Regions from separate parts of the Homo sapiens genome. Here region 1 is linked to region 2. Evidence: read pairs that join two places in POLR2A ChIA-PET (ENCODE). Cell type or tissue: Caco-2. All regions are shown on one strand.

The links. ChIA-PET counts read pairs that join two places held together with the same protein. Peaks named below come from ENCODE experiments on the same cell type or tissue, not always from the same donor. Only the 100,000 strongest peaks of a DNase experiment are listed, where the experiment ranks them.
Region 1: POLR2A ChIA-PET joins it to region 2 with 10 read pairs; 2 of 35 experiments call an interaction of 5 or more read pairs at or near these places.

Annotation. Positions count from the first base shown.
Region 1 is chr1:153,799,573-153,802,072 of GRCh38, forward strand. LOC124904425 (a long non-coding RNA gene) reads left to right here and starts at 1,949. Exons shown (of 4, transcript XR_007066633.1): 1 at 1,949-2,022; 2 at 2,145-2,252; 3 at 2,381-2,500. In Caco-2, no CTCF peak of the experiment used is centred here; no DNase peak of the experiment used is centred here.
Region 2 is chr1:154,333,879-154,336,378 of GRCh38, forward strand. ATP8B2 (ATPase phospholipid transporting 8B2) reads left to right here. Exons shown (of 28, transcript NM_001370597.1): 10 at 229-387; 11 at 625-713. Among named protein-coding and RNA genes, the nearest start is that of ATP8B2, 9.6 kb to the left of the region's middle. In Caco-2, a CTCF peak has its summit at 1,358 (motif pointing left); DNase peaks (open chromatin) are centred at 581 and 1,343.

The sequences.
Region 1 (2,500 bases), 530 kb before region 2:
GCATTGCCACCAGTCACCCTTGGCCGCTTGTCTCCTGGAGCCGCCTGGGTGCGCAGCCGCCCCCCACCCCCTTGCTGTCTCTCAGAGCCCTGTTCCCTCGTCCTATCCCAGCCTGACCCCCCAACGCCTTCTTGCAGATGGCCGCTCCATCGGCGTAGAGGGCATCCAAGTTCTGGACATTCTGGACACAGGGAATCTCATGATCTCCGACGTCTCAGTCCAGCACTCAGGTGTCTATGTCTGCGCCGCCAATCGGCCAGGCACCCATGTCCGGCGCACAGCGCAGGGCGTCCTGCTCGTGCAGGGTGAGCCCCAAGGGCCCAACTGGGTGGGGAGAGTGCTGGAGCACCCCAGCTCCCTGACAGGAGCCTGGATCTGGAGAGGGTCCAGGGCAGGAGGCAAGAGGCTGGGTCTCACGGCACCTTCCTCCATGCTATTGCCTGCCCAGCTCCCCGAGTTTGTCCAGTGGCCACAGTCCTTGTCCAAGCCTCCGGGCAGCAGTGCCATCTTCACCTGCGTGGCCCAGGGCGTCCCTGAGTCCCGTCTGGTCTGGCTGAAGAATGGGAAGGTGTTGAGTCCTGGGAATAACATCAGGCTGACTCACAACAATAGGTACTCGTGTCTCACCACTCCCCACTGCCCACTGGCAATGGTAGGTCCCCCTACCCACCCTGGGCGTCCACCCCCACCTACATGCAACACTCACTACCTAAATCTCAAAAATCCACACCCATCCACAAACCCCCAGCAAGTTACCTTCTACTTCCAGCAATTCCCCCCTCCCCCAGGAGGCTCTGCCCTGACTGCTCCATTACAGGTAATGTCCCCACACAGCCTCCTCCTCTAGGGCCACTCCACTAAGTCTTGGTGGGAAAGGGCTCCCAGTAGCTGAGTTTGTCTTTCTCTAGTACGCTGATGCTGGCAGGGGTTTCAGTTGAGGATGAGGCCATCTATCAATGCGTGGCAGAGAACAGCACGGGCTCCAACCAGGCCAGTGCCCGCCTGGTTGTGACAGGGGGCCCAGAGCCACCCCGTCCCCAGGGGCCTGCATGCCATGGCTCTCTCTACTTCTGCCATTCGAGTGTCCTGGGAGCCACCCCCCCCTCCAGCAGGGACATCATTGGCTACGTGCTGCACCTCCGGCCTGTGGGAGGTGGGTGTGGGTGGGTGGAGAGGGCTTTGACCTCAGAGCAGGGCCAGGGGCCAGGAGTCCCTGGCACCAGCCCATCTCTGCTCCTGACTGCTGATGTCCTGGGTGAGTCCCTCTCACTCTCTGAGCCCCAGTCTCCTCCATGACCCCAGACCCTTCTGGATTCTTCCCAGGCCTCTGGGCCTGTGGTTCTCTGGGCTGGCTGCCTCTGTACATGGTCTTTTGGTGCTTCCTTACTGCTTTTCAGCTTGACTCTAGGCCCTTTCCTCATCCTCATCCTCATCCTTTCTCAGCTTAGCTCCAACTTCTGTAGCTCCCTTCCCTGCTCTCCTTGGAGGCTTGGCTGGCCCAGCCAGGCACCAAGAGGGGCTTCGTCCCCAGTTTGTGAAGGTGTGGGGACGTGGCTAGTGAGAAGATGCTGCTTTGCTCCTCAGAGCCATCTGGCCCGGAGCTCCAAGAGGCCATAAGCAAAGGCACTTCTGAGCACGTCTTCTCCAACCTGGAGCCTGCCACAGCCTACACCATCCATTTGCGGGCCTACTCAGCAGAGGGTGCCAGTCAGGACTCTGCTCCCATCTTTGCCTCCACCATGGGCAGCAGTGAGTGACAGCCTCTCCAGCCCTGGGAAGTCCCTGGCCTCAGGTGGGCAGGGACTGCCAACTAGTTTGCTTGTTTTCCTCTGCAGCCCCTGCTGCCCTGGGCTTCTCCACCAAAGTGCTGAATGCCACCTCTGTGCAGGCCTCCTGGGAGCTGCCACCCCAGCTGGGGCCCATCCAAGGCTTCAAACTTTCACCGCAAGCTGCCTGCTGCCCATTTTCAGGGGCCTCTGCTCCTGGCCAGCAGTGTCAGCTCCTTCCTCTACACAGACCTGGGTGAGGCTCTGAACCTTCCTGTGCCACTCAAGGCCTGCCTTTCTCAGTGTGATCTTGCCCCAGGTACTGAGCTTCCTGGCCCAGAAATGCCCGTCCCCTTCACATTCCCCTGCTCCCGGCAGAACCGGCTGCTCTCTATGACATCAAGCTGCAGGCGTTCAATGGCAATGGGGATGGAAATAGCAGTGCCCGCTGTGTCTCATTGTGTGATGTGCCCCTGGCCACTCCTGGTAAGTGGGGTCTGGTAGGAGGGTAGTAGGGCTGGGGTCAGAGCAGGCCCCTCTGATAGGACCCATGGCTGCCAGTCTTCAGGAAGAGGGCTGGGCTTCACCTCCAACCCTGGTCCTCTCTCTGACAGATGGCACAGTGTCCACAGAGTCCAAGACTGGGTGCTCTTGCAGCCAGGGTGAGAGCAGCCCACTGCCTGGGGTTGTGGTGGGCATCCACGTGGGCCTGGCTGCCCTCATCATTTGCCTCC
Region 2 (2,500 bases):
CCCGCCTTAGCCTCCCAAAGTGCTGGGATTACAGGCATGAGCTGCCGCGCCCGGCCTGCTTCATTATTTTCCTGAAGAGTTGCATCAGCTCACACTCCTCCCAGCAGCATATGGATGGGCCCTTGCCCTTGCATCCTCTTCGCTCAGCTCATTTTCTCTTTGTTTTATTGTCTTGTGGTTAGGCTGTAGACTGGACCTTAAGCAGTGGAATTCTTGTCTCCTGTTCAGGTGAAGTGATCTGTGAACCTCCCAACAACAAACTGGACAAATTCAGCGGAACCCTCTACTGGAAGGAAAATAAGTTCCCTCTGAGCAACCAGAACATGCTGCTGCGGGGCTGTGTGCTGCGAAACACCGAGTGGTGCTTCGGGCTGGTCATCTTTGCAGGTGAGCCTCCTAGCATCCAAAGAAAGAAGGGTAAGAGTGACTCAGCCAGCCCTCACTCAGGAGTATGGGATGAGGTGGGAGAATACCTAAGGTAAAAAACCTCCAGCTGTGTATACAGGCTTCTTATCTAGCCAGTATCTCTATTCCACCCTGGTGTCCTGCAGTCTGGGGATCAGGGCAGAAGCCCAGAGGCAGATGTGTTATTTGGCTTTCCCAGCCCTTCCCATTCTTTTCCAGGTCCCGACACTAAGCTGATGCAAAACAGCGGCAGAACAAAGTTCAAAAGAACGAGTATCGATCGCCTAATGAATACCCTGGTGCTCTGGGTGAGGCGCCCCACATCTGGCTCCCTGCCCCTGCCCTCTCTTCTCCTTGGGTGCTCCTTTTCCTTTCCTCTTTCTTCTTTGGTCAGTAGACTTCAGGTTTGGCTTTAAAGCTGCTAGCAGGTCAGCTACACAAAGGCAGTGTTTATTTTAGGCTCCTTTTAGTTGGAAGATGTTATTTAAAAAAACTTCAGGAACGTGCATGAATCAACAACTTAAAGCTAAAACAAATCATCCCTTCTCTGATTCCAGTTATGATGATGACTTTGTGAAGCATGTGACCTTCTGTTTGCTTTTGCCAGGGACAAGGAGGCCTTCATGGGGATGGAGAGGGAATTAAAAGAAAAATTTCCATTTGGAAGAGGTTGGCAGGGTCTTTTCCCCCCAACTTCTAAGAACGAAGGATCCCAAAGGAAAAGTTTCTGTTTAAGTTTTTGGCAGTTCCTGAATCCTTCTCTTGTTTAGCTAGAAATCTGAACTCCTTGTTGGGCTCTCCTCCCCTTCCTGTGCCCCGACTGTCTGCTGCCTGCCCGCCACATGCCAGCTTGTGAAGGCTGGGGCTAGCCTCTGGTGAGCTTGTTTCCGCCCTGGCTTTAAAGAGTGTGCGGAAACCCAGCCTGGTGGGCGAGGTTGTCTATCACATAAGGGCTCCAGTCGCCCCCTGGTGGCCATTGGGCACCAATCTCCTATTTTGTTTCAAAGCCTAAACAGCGGAGGCAGCTTTGGAAATAGATGTAGGAAATTGGACAGTGGCCTGGTTTTTTACCAGTCTCTCCAGAGACTCCAAAATTTATAAGATTTTTGACTAATCAGGAAATCTAGACCAGGAGTGGTGGCTCACACCTGTAATCCCAGCACTTTGGGAGACCAAGGTGGGAGGATCATTTGAGCCTAGGAGTTCGAAAACAGCCTGGACACCATAGTGAGACCCTGTCTTTACAAAAAACTGAAAAATTAGCCAGGTTTGGTGGCATGCACCTGTGGTCCCAGTTACTCTGGAGGCTGAGGCGGGGGGATTGCTTGGCCTGGGAGATTGAGGCTGCGTTGAGCTAGGATCATGCCACTGCACTCCAGCCTGGGCAACAAAGCAAGACCCTGTTTCAAAAAAGAAATCTACGTTTATGAAGATAAGTTTGTTTCCCAAGTTTAAAAAAAAAAAAGGCAATCTTAGCCAGGTGCAGTGGCTCACGCCTGTAATCCCAGCACTTTGGGAGACCGAGGTGGGTGGATCACGAGGTCAAGAGATCAAGACCATCCTGACCAACATGGTGAAACCCCATCTCTACTAAAAATACAAAAAAATAGCTGGGCGTGGTGGCGGGCACCTGTAGTCCCAGCTACTTGGGAGGTTGAGGCAGGAAAATGGCGTGAACCCGGGAGGTGGAGCTTGCAGCAGTGAGCCGAGGTCGCGCCACTGCACTCCAGCCTGGGCGACAGAGCAAGGCTCCATCTCAAAAAAAAAAAAAAAAGGCCATCTATGTGAGATAGTGAACATTACCGTGGCTTGGCATTTTTGTTGGCTTGTACCTAGCCCAGGTGAATAGATTATTTACAGTAAGTTTTCTGGTATGTTAAAAGTAGCTCATCCCCACTCTTACCAACTTTGAGGACTCTGGAAGGTTTCAAGGTGCCAGATTGAGAGCTAATCAACTATTTCAGTTTCTTCATCATATAGATGAAATAATGGTCAGACAGAAGGCCACATGATAATTGGTGACAGACTAGAACCTGTCACCAGTTCTGAGCTTTTTCCACTAGAGCAGTGGTGTCCAATATTTTGGCATCCCTGG